Regions from separate parts of the Mus musculus genome. Here regions 2, 3, 4 and 5 are each linked to region 1. A link is a contact called in ENCODE POLR2A ChIA-PET data. All regions are on one chromosome and are shown on one strand. The core of a region is the stretch at or near the end of the contact, and the rest is flanking DNA. Distances in the headings are between cores, read along the strand shown.

Region 1 (2,710 bases), core at 127-2,626:
CATTTTTATTTGGATGAGGGGGGTGTTTTGAGACAGGGTCTCACTGTCTAACCTTGGTCGGCCTAGAATTCACTACGTAGACCAAGCTGTCCTCAAATTCACAGAAATCCATTCTGCCTCCTGAGTGGTGGGATTGCCATCCCACTTAGCCTGGTTTTTGTTTGTTTGAAACAGGGTCTCATGTAACCTGACTAGCCTGGGACTTGCTATATAGAAGAAGCTAACCTTGAACACTAATCCTCCTGCCTCAGGATTACTGCCATTACAAATATACCTCCACTATGCCTGGCCCAATAAATGCTTTAAAAGTTTTATTATTGGTGTTTATTATTGGTGAGAACTTTCTTCCACAGGCACCTGTTGAAAGGGATATTCACCATGTAGCCATAGCAAGCCTGGTCCTTACTATCTATGTAGCCTAGGCTGGCCTCGAATTTGTAAGGGATTCCTGCCTCTGCTTTAATAATGCAGGTATTGTAGGTATGGACCACTAGTGGCACAGGGCCTTTAAAAACAGAGATGACAGAGCTGAGTTTGGGCAACCTAAGACATCTCACAGCCTGGACCAATTCCAAAGCAGTTTAGTACACAGCCAGTACCCCCAAATATTTTAGACACGGTGACACACTCTCACAGGAGAGGGAGAGGCAGTAGGATCTCTTAGTTGGAGATTAATCAAGAACCCCTCAGAATAGCTACAGCTCAGTTGACTCAGTTTACTGTTTATCTCTCTCTTGGGGTCAATGTCCAGCTCCACGGTCTAGGGGAATTTTGACAGTCTAGGAGACTTGTTTCTTGGGAAAATTAGGGGACCTCTGGGGACGACACAAACATTGATGGGAATTTCAGATGGATGCCTCTAGAAATAGAGAAAAGGTGGCCACTTGGGCCACACTAGAAGTCAGGCTCCCGCTTCCTTTTTCTTCCCCACATCTAGAAGTCATAGGAAATGCCAGTGAGTTTCGGGGGTACAGGGTCAGAGGTATTGGAATGGCTCACAGGCACAGCAAGATGAAGGTCTATACGCCGGGAATGATGAAGGCCACGCTGGGAATACCCACCGGGCGAGTCCCAGTGCTTAGCCTCTGGCGCCCCTTTAGTCTAGTTCTTATTCAGGGAGCGTAAAAGCTTGGCTTCAAAGTCTAAAGTTAATTTTGCTTAACAAAGCCTGAGAGCGAAGGGATTACTTTTCGTAACACCAAATAGATCCGCGCCTGATTCAGTTTGTCCCCGGTGGCATTCCGTAACCTTGTTTTGGCGGAGGCTACGTCACTCTCCTTCTCAGGCGCTGCCTGTACCTGGCTTTTTCTGATTGGCTGGGATGAGCCCGTGGCCCCCGCTGATTGGAAGCGATGGCTGCCAATCCACCGTCCGTCTTGCTTGGGTTAGGTTGAGCTAGAGGCGGGGGAGTAGTAGGGAAACTGGAATTTCCCGCGGAGCTGACGGCGCTTTCTCTACCCCCTACTCGTTTGAATTCCACGCGCTCCAAAATATCCGCCATGGAGAAATCTTGGTAATGACCCATTCCCCGTAAGCATCCCAGGAACACGTCTTGACCTTTGCCCTAATCCTTCCCCTCCCGTCCCCTGCGCTGGGGGAGAATTCTGGGTAACCAGTTTCTCTGGTTCGCTCAAAGAATTCTGGGTAGCTATCCGTTTCCATTACTTCCCCCTTACCCCCGCCCCGTTTGTGGGTAACTGGCCGTTCTTGTTACCCACCCCCTGGAGAATGCTGGGTAACCACTGTAAAGGATTCTGGGAAACTGGCTTGTCTTGCCCCCTTCACCGCCCAGCCCCTTTGTCTCATGTCCAATTCTAAGAAACAAGCATTTCAGAGCTCTCCCCCGAACTCCAGCCCCTATCAAACCCGCTCCCTTCACCTTGTGGTTCAGGAGAAAGGGAAGTCAAGAGTTAGATCATTTGGTGGGCTGGCAGGGAACTTAGGAAGTTTAGAGGTGCAGAGTAAGGGACACTGTCATGCCACTCACAGTACAGCGTTGCCCTTGTCCTCTTCATGCATGCTTCCGTCTTTGCCTGGCAGTCTCATCCCCTCTGCCTACCTGATTGTCCTGTCCACATAGAAGATACTTCCAGTACCTAGGCCTATCCCTGACTGCGCTGCCTCTTTCCCTTGCAGGCCAGAATGTCCATTCTAGGTTCACTGGTGCTGTCCTCCTGAAGGCTGGGTCACTTGTCTGTAGGAAGCGTGGCAAGGGAGGGTGTGACTCCGGTCTGACCAGCGGCCACTATCGTCATGAACTTTGAGGGTCTGGATCCTGGACTGGCCGAATTTTCCCCAGCTATGCATTCTACCCTGGACCCAGTCCTGGATGCCCACCTGAATCCAAGTTTGCTACAGAATGTGGAGCTAGACCCAGAGGGAGTGGCCTTGGAGGCTCTTCCTGTCCAGGAGTCAGTGCACATAATGGAAGGTGTCTACTCTGAGTTGCACAGCGTGGTGGCTGAAGTGGGAGTGCCTGTGTCTGTCTCCCACTTTGATTTACATGAGGAGATGCTGTGGGTGGGGAGCCATGGGGTAAGAACTATACCCCTTTCTGAAGGCTGAAAGGGTGTATTAGAAATCTTTATCTGGTCTTTGCCCAAGGACAGCTCTTTGCAGGTAGTCAAAACTGAGTTGAACTGATGAGAGTTAGCTGGGTCTTTCAAACCAACAAGGGAGTGGAGAGATTAACTACATATTTAGTTTCATA
Region 2 (2,710 bases), core at 111-2,610, 110 kb before region 1:
GACGTTGAACTACTGACCCACTTGTCTCCACATCCCTGGCGCTGGGACTCCAGGAATGCTGACCACCACATTTTTAATTCTCCTAAATTTTGTGCATTTTCTCCACTACAAACCAAGACCACACCTTTAATCCCAACACTCTGGAGCCTAAAGTAGGTGGATCTGAGAGTTTGAGGTCAGGCTGGTCTAGCTCGTAAGTTCTAAGAGATACGGAGAGGCCAGGTCTTAAAACTAAAAACAATTGGGGGAGCACGTATATGTTTTGTGTTTCTTTGCTTTTTTGTCGTGTGTGTGTGTGTGTTTGTGTGTGTGTGCACGCGCACCGGCATGCGTGTGGTGTTGCACACCCCTGCAATTCTAGCACTTGAGAAGTTGAGGTAGAAGGTTGGCCACGAATTCAAGGCCAACACGGGCTACAAACTGAGTACTACGGCAACAAGGGCTATATCTCAAAGCCCTGTTTCTAAAACAACAATAAAAAAAGATTTCAGCCGGCCCAGCACTTGGGAAGCAGAGGCAGGCGGATTTCTGAGTTCGAGGCCAGGCTGGCCTACAAAGTGAGTTCCAGGACAGCCAGGGCTATACAGAGAAACCCTGTCTGGGGGGGGTGGGGGGGGGGAAGATTTTGAGTTCACTGGCTTATTTTAATACGTGAACTTTAGAGAAAGAGAACTTTAGAGAGAGACTATAAGTCCTCCGCAGCCACCAAATGACCTAAGAACCTGGGCTCCATGACGCCTAGCAATGAAGCGCGGCGGGCTGCTTCTGGACCGTCTTTCTGTCCACTCAGCGCCAGCGCGCATCCGTGATTGGGGTGTTTGCAGCCCGCACCGCCTGCCTGTAAGTGTGCACTGGCCACCCCTGGCCTTCGAACATGGAAGGTCACTACGTGGCTCCCGCATCCCGCTCGCTCTCATCTCTCTTTGAAAGTGTGGCGTTTTCATCTGCACCAGAGCACTCCGTCGTCCCCAGCCCTGGCGCGTTTCCACGAACTCCGACTGCGCAGAGGCCGATCCTCTCCCCGCCAAAGCTCTGACGCGCGCCGGTGTCCCGACTGTCCCAGCCTCCCGCGCCTTTCCCCGCCTCCCAGCGTTCCTCCTCCTCAGTGATTGGACGCGGTTCCTGTCCCTTTTGACTCCAGACCACGCCCCCTCCCCACCCAGCCGCCTCCAGCTTCTCCTCAATCGAACCCGTGGCGCTCCTGGCTGGAGGCTGTGAGGGGACTATGGGTGTACCTGCGGGATCCGAGTCGTCCCGGACTGGCCCCTCCCCGGACCCCAACCACTCCCACCGGGCCGGTCCTTCCCCCCCCCACCCCCCCCCCGCAGGCTCCACTGGCCCCAGGACTGCTCCCGGGCTCCTAGTCTCGCCCGCCACTCTTCCGCCCCTCCCTCCTCGCCGCCGCTCGCACGTCTGGAGCGCCCGGGCCGAGCGGGTGGCGCGCCGGGGGCATGCGCTCCATGAGGGCTCTGCAGAACGCGCTGAGCCGCGCGGGCAGCCACGGTCGGCGGGGAGGCTGGGGTCATCCGAGCCGGGGCCCGCTTCTGGGCAGGGGCGTCCGGTACTACCTCGGTGAGGCCGCAGCGCAGGGCAGGGGGACGCCGCACAGCCACCAGCCGCAGCACTCGGATCAGTAAGGCTCGCGGGACAGGGGCAGGGGACAGGCTGGCTCCCACTCCCACTGTCGTTCTCGCTAGCTCCCTGGGAGTCCCCTTCCCCAGAGAGCGAGCGCATCTCATCTCCTCTCCGCGCTCACTAGCCTGCGATGCCTTTTCCTTTAGATGTGGGGCTTTGGGTCCGCCGCGCTCGGGCGGTCAGGTGCTGTCCGCCGCGCTCGGGCGGTCAGGTGCTGTCCGCCCGGGAGGGCGTTTGGGCAGGTCGGTCTTCGAGATGATGCCTGTCCAAGGTGCGTACTTATTTGGGAACGCAGATGGGCGCGGAGTGTTGCTTGGTGCACGTGTCTGAGTGCAGGGCCGAGTGCACACCTGCCCATCCCCAGCCTCTCTTCTCTGGTCCCAGTATTTTAGGGAATTTTGTGGATATCGAACAGCTTCCTGCCCCAGGTCCAAGTGCGCTTGGGTCTGACTGTGTGGGGTTTCTTGTCTCTGCCTGTCGTCAGTGGGTAATGTGCGGTGTGCGTCATTGCTGATGCGCACGTAGGTGCGTATGTGTCCGGAGTGTTTTTGTAGCAGAGCTTAACCGTGGAATATCTTATATGCTGGCAAAACACTGATAATCAAGTTTCCAACTTGGTTTTGGAATGCGTTGATTATTCATAAATGAGAAAATTGTGAGACAGTTCCTAAACCAGTCAGCTATTGCGTTGCTCTGCCTCTCTAAATTGAAGTGTTTTTCCCCTTTGGGGCCATCTTCAACCCAGGAAGTCGACCCCCCCCCCCCCAGCATACATTGCCCAGGAATGCTTAGTAGCTGGGCTTTCTCTCCAGCCCCAAGAGGAGTGTTTTCAAAGCATGAAATTTGTTATCCTCAGACATCCAGCTGGACGTTGTCCTGGTAGCTCCTGCCTCATTATGGCAGTATAGGAAATGGACCGTTTTTTCCCTATCATATCAGCTTAGTGATATTTAGAAACATATGCACACCATAATTAAATGAACCAGACTGACACAGCAAACTACCTCAACACCAATAAATATGGTTGGGTAAGCAAATACCATTTGCTTATCCGTTCCCTTGTAAGACCTTTGGG
Region 3 (2,710 bases), core at 100-2,599, 110 kb after region 1:
TGGCTGTCCTGGAACTCACTCTGTAGACCAGCCTGGCCTCCAACTTAAAAATCCACCTGCCTCTGCCTCCCAAGTACTGGGATAAAGGCGTGCGCCACCACTGCCCATTTTACACATGAAAATGGAAAGTTAGTTAAAAGCCAGTACCTTGGACATGGCAGGAGCTTACACATCATCTTTAATGTACCGAACGGTTCGGCTCAGGGCTCTGGGACAAGCAGCATTTTCGCCATAGAAAGATAATACGCAGATTCACTCTCCTTTGAAAGACGTTGAACCCGGAACATAAAAAGCAAGCCTCAAGCCAGGTGGACACTGGGGAGGCAAGAGGTAGGCGGATCTCTTGAGTTTAAGGCCAGCCTATCCTACATAGTGAATTCCAGGACAGCCAGGGCAACAAAGAGAAACCCTGACTAGGGGAGAGGGAGGGGAGGGAAGCAAGTTTGACTTGGTTCACAAAGGCACATCCGATTCCTGTTTCCTTATTTTATTGTATCTCAGAGACACCTAGAAGCTTAAGTTTCCTCTGGTACTCGTCATATTGTCTTCAAAGGAAGCAGCTAGCTCTGTATTCTCACGAATAAGCTAGTTACATATGTACTAATGTGAATTGCCCTTTAAAAAAGAGAGTATCTACAACAAATACTATTTGACACCAGATTAGCCTAAGAGGTAATGTAATTGCATTCCTTGTCTTGCTTCCCCGCTTACCTAACACAGAGCGCTTTAAACTCCACCACGACTCTCCTCGGGTTCTCTCCCACCCATTTCCCCTAACCACAGTGTTGCAGCCTTAGGAAATCAAATCCATTAATGTTTCGGGCGGTCTGAGTTTTTGAAGAGCCATCAGGAATACTACAAGAGTGTGTGGCTGGGAGGTGGACGACCCCTGCAGCACCCTAGATCAAAGCTTTGCGGTGAGACACTCCCTCCCTCTCCATCCTGCGGCCTCCTAAGTTAACAGCAGCATCCATCCCCATGACTGTGAGTCACAGGTCGGGAGGCTCCGGGATGCTGACCACAGCTCTGGAAACTGAAGGGCTGGGAGGACAGCAGGCCACGCTGCAGACCAGCTGCCCCGCGGCGACCTCGTCCCAGCGCTGCACCAGGTCTGGCACCCGAGCCGTGCACCACCCAGCACCAAGTAACTCTGCAAGGCGGGACACCCAGGGTCGCCCCGGAGCTTCACACCTGAAGCACATAGAGCCCTCCCTCCCAAAAGGCTACACTGTCCGTCCTAAGAACTTCCGGCCCAGAGCGGAGGCCCAGCTAGCCCCCGCCTCTCATAGGCCGCTCGCAAGGAGCATCCAGGCGCCGCCGAGTTAAATAGAGAGGCGGGGCTTGGTGACGAGCTTCCGCCCCGTTGCGTAGCAGCAGTGGGCGTGGCTAAGGGCTAACCCGAGACAGCGAGGAGTGGTCGGAACCTTCTTCCCCATCCTTACCTTCCCCTTCCCCTACGGGGAAAGGCTGAGACCGGGCACACAGTGTGCTACGCGGCCGCCGTGTCCTCAGCTGCAGCCAGGCCCCGCGTCCGGAGAAACCAGGCTGCGTTCCGGGTGGTGCGTAATGCGCCTGGGCGAGCTTCTAACCCTGGGGGGTTGGGGGGGAGAGGGGGCGAGGTCCCTGTGGATTGGTGCCTGGGTCCGAAGTGCTGGGGGTAGGGAGGAAGGGTGGAGAGGAGGAGGAAAATGGAGGAAGGGAGCTCAGCTGGGAGGAGTCGGGAGGTGAGCTAGCTGGGGGCTCTGGAGCTTTGGAAGATCCTCTGGAGTAGGGAGAGCCTCGGGAAGTGCGGGAGTGGCCTTGGGCCAGCCTGAGGACCCGGGAGGAGCTGATTGCTGGGGCTGAGGGACAACATGGAGTTTAAATGGCAATGATTGACAGGCCTGGAGGCGAAGGGAACGTTCTGGGGGCTAGCCTTGGCAGGGACCGCGGAACCCAAACCTCCGCCCTCCAAGCGCCATAGCTTGGCTTCTTTCCCATGCCTTGTCTTTGGCAGCCTTGTCTTTCTCTTTTATTCCTTCGCCGCTTCTCTCCCCTCCCGCCTCTCCGTGGAGGACTCTTACATTCCTTACATCTTTGACCCTGAATGATTTGCAGCCCCGCTCTCTGATACGCACGATCCATCCACTCGTTTAATACACTGGAAAGCCCACCCCAGTCCAGGAGGCAGGGCATTTGTGGGGTAGAGAGTGAGGGGGGGTGGGAGTAGGGGCAGGAGAAAGACCTGAAAAAGCAGGATGAGGGTGTTTTGGATTGGTACACTAACTTCATTTCATGAAACTTCATTTCAACTGGTAGCAAATGTGATGGTTACCAAGGCCACTGTTCTTGGGAGATTGACCTATGAGAATCTTGGCAGCTACTTCTTATACAGTAGTTTTAACTACTGTAGCAGGATGGGTGGCTACTAGTGTTCCCCCAAGAAAGAGTGGGATTGGATAGTGCCAAGGGAGGGTGAGGGGTGCATTTGTTATGCAGTGTCTTCAGTAAACCTTGTGGCAGGGCCTACTTCCCAGTGATTGAAAAGAAGGAACAAGCATTTTCAAGCATTTCCTCTGGTTCTCACTGTGAGTTTATTTTGCCATTCTGTTGCAACAAGTAATACAGCAGTCTTACACGTGCACTCAGAGTTTATCTCATTTGATTTGCAGGACAATAGGTTAGAAAATGCAAGTGTCATATCTGTTTGACAGTTGGCTACACGGCTTGT
Region 4 (2,710 bases), core at 91-2,590, 92 kb before region 1:
AGAGAAAAGGCCAAGCCTGTGGCTGCCACTCCTCCAGCCAGAGGTAGAGAGCATTTACTCTAGAGAATCTGGTGAGCCCCCAAAACAAGTTACATGTGGATAAGGGACGGGCCGAGAGGCAGGACCGCAGGACTGAACAGTCTAAGGTGTGTGGGCACAAGTAGAAGGACCCAAAGAACTGGCCTGAGGAGGCGAATCCCCTGATGACCTAGGAAACTGGCGACTTTGGCTGTATACCTAGCTCTTACAGAGTAGGGCCCAGGGGAAGATGGCTACAATATTGCACAAAGGATCCCAACAGAATTGTGAGAGCTACCAGTTGCTTGAAACAAAGTAAAATCGCTTTAGACACTAAGGACAGAAAGCTGACCATGAGCACGATTCAGGGTCTTGGCCACATTAGAGGCCCTTGGGCACTTCGAGTCCTGAGTGGGTTAGCAGCTCTCCATCCCAAAGAGCAAAAGCAGGTGCCACTGGGCCCCGGAAATCTGTCTGTAGTGTGTGGATCACAGAGATCCGACTCACATCCACCAGGCTCAGCTTCTTTGCCTCATAGTCCAGCAGCAGCCCCACCTTCTCTGGTTGCCCAATACCCTTAATTGGAGCTTTTTCGTTGGCCAACATGCTGTGCCACTTGCGCTGGGCATAGGAGAACACCCAGGAACGATCATCAGCACCAACGCAGCTGTCCCGGGACATGTCCACGTCTGCCACTCCTATCCGGAACTGCTGGGAGCGCTTCACTGTTACCTCCCAGTAGTGTCTGCCACTGGTGACTGTGGTGTCTCCGAGCACCACTGCCCACTCCCGGAAGCGCTCCAAATTCAGGGCCACCTTGGTGGGTTCCAGTCCCACCAAGCCATATTTGACACCCGTGTCGCCTCTGAAGAGTGCCAGGCTGCTGTGGGCCGTTTTTTCTTCCAGTTTGAAACTGATGCCTGAGGGCAGAGCAAAAAAGAACTCGTAAACCTAGGGCTGTGTTTGATCTGAAAGCTGTCCAGGCGATGACGGGAAATCGAGAAAAGTCAATGTCAAATGTTAACATGGAAAGAGCAGAGGTGCCGCTTTAGTAAGACAGCCCTGGGAGCTGCAAATCACTGACTGGGGAAGCCAGAAGCCGGTGCCCCAGGTTTGGAATCTTGCTAGATCAAGGCAGAGGGGAGAGAGGAGAAATGAGGAGTGGAGTTCTCTGATCGCGCTCTGGGAATGACACGTTAACTACTTTGGAGTGACAGTAAAAAAGAAATATGCCTACCTCTCCGGGATTCCACAGCAGGGACCCCCCATCGCTTGGTGCCCCAGCGGTACAACTTCCAACAGCGTGCAAAGGGCAGCGCCATCTTGTGCCACAGATGCACGGGGCACGCCCCCAGGGGACACCGACCAATGACTGGTCCGCGCCCGGAGCACGTGGTGCGAGACGCGAGTGTCGTGAGAAATCGGTATCTCGGTGATTTCTAGTCTGGCGAGCTAGATCAATACGTGAAGAGACGTACTGATTATATCTCAACTAAGTAGGATACCCCTCTCACACACACACACACCCAGAGAGCCTGTGTAAACAGAGTCTCTGATTTGTTTGGTTTTGAAACAGGGTCTCCTGTAGCCTGGATTGGCCTGGAATTCATTATGTAGTCATGGCTGGCCTCAATTTCATAAAAATCTACCTGCCTCTGCCACCCAAGTGCTGAGACTAAATTAATGCATGCGATACCAAGTCTGGCAAGATAAAAGAAGTATTTTTTTAAAGTAGTTTAATCCGGGGGGGGCGGGGGGAGTGACACACAGCCCTCAGGAGGCAGAGGCAGGCAGTTTTCTATGAGTTCGAGGCCAGTCTGGTCTACATACCAAGTTCCAGGACAGGCAGAGCACCACACATTATTTAAAAAAAAAAAAAAAAAAAAAGCGTAAATCCGTTTCCCAGAGCCTCAGCATTCTCTTTGGACAGAATGTGTCTACATTCAAGCTTACTGTTCTGTCTTCTGAGACAGAGTTACTATGTAACCTTTGCAGGCCTCAAACTCTAGATCCTGCTGCCTCAATTTCCCAAGTGCCAGGTTGTGCTCAGTTTTTTTTTGTTGTTTTTTTTTTGTTGTTTTTGTTTTGTTTTTTTCGAGACAGGGTTTCTCTGTATATCAGTTTTTTATTATTATAGTTTGAGACAGGGTCTCAAGGATCGGCCTGCCTCAGCCCGCGGAGTGCTGGGATTAACAACATGACTTGTGCTCATTATTATTATTATTGTTATTATTATTATTATTATTATTATTATTATTATTATTATTATTATTATTATTATTTTCGAGACAGGGTTTCTCTGTGAAGTCCTGGCTGTCCTGGAACTCACTCTGTAGACCGGGCTGGCCTCGAACTCAGAAATCTGCCTGCCTCTGCCTCCCGAGTGCTGGGATAAAAGGTGTGCGCCACCAACGCCCGGCTACCTCATTATTTTTTAATGTATAAATGAGCTTGAAAGTGTGTGTGGGGTGGTGCAGTGACTCATTCTCTCCACTAGGGTTCAGTCAGGCCCAGCCTTTTCAGCCCCGTAACTGTAGAGATGCAGGTTAACTTTTTTTTTCCCCTTCTAATTACAAAACTACTTTTAATACTTTGAGGTATGTCGCATACCTCAAAACTGGGAAGAGTAACCTCACTTTCCAGGAGTGGCCCAGGGTAAGAGAGGAAGGAAACACGAGAGGGACCTGCTGCA
Region 5 (2,710 bases), core at 122-2,621, 74 kb after region 1:
TTATTATATATTATTATTGTTGTTGTTGTTGTTGTTTGGCGGTGAGATTTGAGACAGAGTGATTTCTTTTCAATTTAACTTATAAACTACTTTTTTTTTTTTTAAATCTCACGTATGAATGTTTTACCCACCAAAAATTTCTGCAGTTGGAGTTACAATCCGCTATTAGTTGCTAAGTGGCTGCTGGGGATTAAACTTGGGCCCTTTGGAAGAGTGGTCAATGCTCGTTAACTAGCTGAACCACCTGCCCAGGCCCAACACTTTCTTGTTGGCTAATGGATATAGGCAGACCCGGTCCACTGTGGGTAGTACCATCCCTAGTCAGGTGGCCCTAAATTAGATAAGAGATCTGGTTAAGCTTGAGCCTGGGTTCATTCCTCCCTGGGTTCTTCGTTCAAGTTCAAGTCTGAGTTTCTGCCCTAAGTTTTCTCAAAGATGGACTAAACCCTTTCCTTCTTTTAGTTGGTTTGGTCATTGTTATCGTAGCAACACAAAGGAACTGGGGCTCATGATGTAGCCAGGACAGTTCTTGAATACACAATCCTCCTGCTTCAGGTTCCAGAGCGCAGGAATCTTATAAATGATTCACACCTGGCTCTAAAGCATCTTTTATAAATTGTACCCATCTATCAGTCTCCACTTTTCTTTCTCCCTCGGCCAACTGTCCCTGATTGGCTGCCTCTTTTGACCTCTCCAATGGGTGAGGGGGAGTTCCTCTCTACTGCCTTTTTACCGGGAGAAACAGTTACTACCCTAATCTGGCAGGGTAATTATGGAGTTGCTGTTGGGCTTAGAGGCCTTTCTTCAGCTGCCAAGTGTCCAGCTCTTCACGGAGGCTTCCTGAAGCAGGAGTCTTTTGAGATTTTTCTGCAGCTTAGCAATCTTGCTATTTTCTTTCTACCCAGTGGAGACTGGTTCTGGGGCCATCTATAAGTCTCGGGTCGCCACACTCCGAGTTTCCACTATCTCTGGGGTACTTGGGGGTGTGAGTACGGTCGGAGGCGTCCGCTCTACCGGAGCATTGTGGGCTGGGTGAGCTCTCGCCCGCTGTTTGGTCCTGGGCTCGGGAGTCACTGGGGGAGCGAGACCCGACTCCGTGCCATGGGCCTGCGAGAGACCCCTCGGGCCGCCCGACTGCAACGGAGGGCACAGCGCGGTCCGCTGGCGGAGCTGCGGAACCCGCGCGCGGGGTAGGGGGAGCCCGGGCCGCCCTGGCCGTCCTGGCGCGGGGCGAGGGCGCCGAGGCCTGGGCAGCCTGCGCGGACAGCGAGCACCCCGAGGCCCGGCCAAGGCTCGCCGCCAGGGAGCGCTGCGGGCTCCCGCTCGCCCGCCCCCCGGTAGGCGGGGCCGCCCTCTCCCCGCAGCCGCCGCCGCAGCCGCCGCCTGGGCCGCCCCGTGTCCCCGGTGGAGCCGCCGCCGCCGCTGCCGCCGCTGCCGCGAGCTCGATGCGGACGGAGCCTGGGCCGGGCCATGGGGATCCTCAGCATCACGGACCAGGTCAGCCCTCCCACCCTTCCCCACTTCCTCTTCCCAGGCCCCGGCACCGCCGCCACGCGAGCCCGGGGATGTGCGGCCTAGGCTGGGCCCGAGCCCGGGGTTCCCGCGGCTCCCGCCGCGCCCCACGCCGTGCTCCACTCCGTGGAGCGGGTGTCCTTGGGGGCCTGGCGACCGGTGGGGGCACGGCGGGAATCCGCTGCAGCCAGGACCCCTGTAGCGGAGCCCCTCCAGCGACGCCCCCCTCCAACCTGTGTGCTCCCCCACCTCCTGGTAACGCCGTGGCTCGGGCCCGCTCCCTGAAAGCTGGTTCTCCCTGCAGCCGCCCCTGGTCCAGGCCATCTTTAGCCGAGATGTGGAGGAAGTGCGTTCCCTCCTCTCGCAGAAGGAGAACATCAATGTACTGGTGAGTTGGGAGCAGGGAGGATGGCGAGCCGGAATCCGGAGGGGTTCGGGACCCCTCCCCACAAGTGGGGCGGCTCCGTTTCTCCTCTGCTCTGATGAAACTGCAGCTCTTTCTACCCAGAAATGGGAGCCTGCTCCGCATTTAAGGTTGGTCAGGCATGGAGCACCGATCATGGGTTCTGGGGATGCCCAGAAAACCCTGTCCCCTTCTCAACCATCGGGGTCTGCAGCGCCCCCACCCCTCCGGGAAGGAGTAGGTTTCTTGGTCGGTAGCCCTGACTCCACCCTCCCAGGATGCTGGCTTTTGAAGCCCGATATTGGGATTTAAGACCCTGCAGAAGAACCTAGAGGAAGGGAAGGGCTTGGAGTTCTCATACTAGAACTGGCGTTCAGGATAATTTCTCTCTACAGCTGCTTCTCTTTTCTGCCTTTCCAGGACCAAGAGAGGCGAACCCCATTGCATGCTGCTGCCTACGTAGGCGATGTCCCCATCCTCCAGTTGCTACTGATGTCAGGTGAAAGTGGGGAGCTGGGAGGTGCGGCATCTAGGGAGGGGAGAAGTCTTTTTAGATCCGAGGATTGATTGCTGGTGCTTGGTACAAGAATGGCTTTCTGTCCGTTCAGGTTCCCCACTCTGATTATTGGTTTCCTTCCCTCCCCCTCCTCAAATCCCAACAAAATAGCAAATTGTGTCCACACAGGTGCTAACGTCAACGCTAAGGACACACTGTGGCTGACCCCTCTTCATCGTGCCGCTGCCTCCCGAAACGAGGTACAGACCCTACCTCATTTCTCCCTTTCAAAAAGGATG

The links. ChIA-PET counts read pairs that join two places held with the same protein, here RNA polymerase II (POLR2A).
Region 2: POLR2A ChIA-PET joins it to region 1 with 13 read pairs in embryonic stem cell. The contact joins the promoter of Gls2 here to the promoter of Pan2 in region 1. POLR2A ChIA-PET finds 5 or more read pairs at or near these places in 3 of 5 experiments (Patski and embryonic stem cell).
Region 3: POLR2A ChIA-PET joins it to region 1 with 21 read pairs in embryonic stem cell. The contact joins the promoter of Rnf41 here to the promoter of Pan2 in region 1. POLR2A ChIA-PET finds 5 or more read pairs at or near these places in 3 of 5 experiments (Patski and embryonic stem cell).
Region 4: POLR2A ChIA-PET joins it to region 1 with 23 read pairs in Patski. The contact joins the promoter of Spryd4 here to the promoter of Pan2 in region 1. POLR2A ChIA-PET finds 5 or more read pairs at or near these places in 3 of 5 experiments (Patski and embryonic stem cell).
Region 5: POLR2A ChIA-PET joins it to region 1 with 15 read pairs in Patski. The contact joins the promoter of Ankrd52 here to the promoter of Pan2 in region 1. POLR2A ChIA-PET finds 5 or more read pairs at or near these places in 4 of 5 experiments (Patski and embryonic stem cell).

Annotation. Positions count from the first base shown.
Region 1 is chr10:128,301,959-128,304,668 of GRCm38, forward strand. Pan2 (PAN2 poly(A) specific ribonuclease subunit) reads left to right here and starts at 1,377. Exons shown (of 26, transcript NM_133992.3): 1 at 1,377-1,513; 2 at 2,137-2,535. The coding sequence starts at 2,254.
Region 2 is chr10:128,193,275-128,195,984 of GRCm38, forward strand. Gls2 (glutaminase 2 (liver, mitochondrial)) reads left to right here and starts at 1,361. Exons shown (of 18, transcript NM_001033264.3): 1 at 1,361-1,633. The coding sequence starts at 1,452.
Region 3 is chr10:128,410,267-128,412,976 of GRCm38, forward strand. It overlaps Rnf41 (ring finger protein 41), which reads left to right and starts at 1,350. Exons shown (of 7, transcript NM_001164237.1): 1 at 1,350-1,559. It also overlaps a transcript of Nabp2 not described here.
Region 4 is chr10:128,210,454-128,213,163 of GRCm38, forward strand. Spryd4 (SPRY domain containing 4) reads right to left here and starts at 1,341. Exons shown (of 2, transcript NM_025716.2): 1 at 1,256-1,341; 2 at 1-938. The coding sequence starts at 1,340. The coding sequence ends at 400.
Region 5 is chr10:128,375,753-128,378,462 of GRCm38, forward strand. It overlaps Ankrd52 (ankyrin repeat domain 52), which reads left to right and starts at 1,372. Exons shown (of 28, transcript NM_172790.2): 1 at 1,372-1,497; 2 at 1,817-1,900; 3 at 2,336-2,414; 4 at 2,601-2,671. The coding sequence starts at 1,471.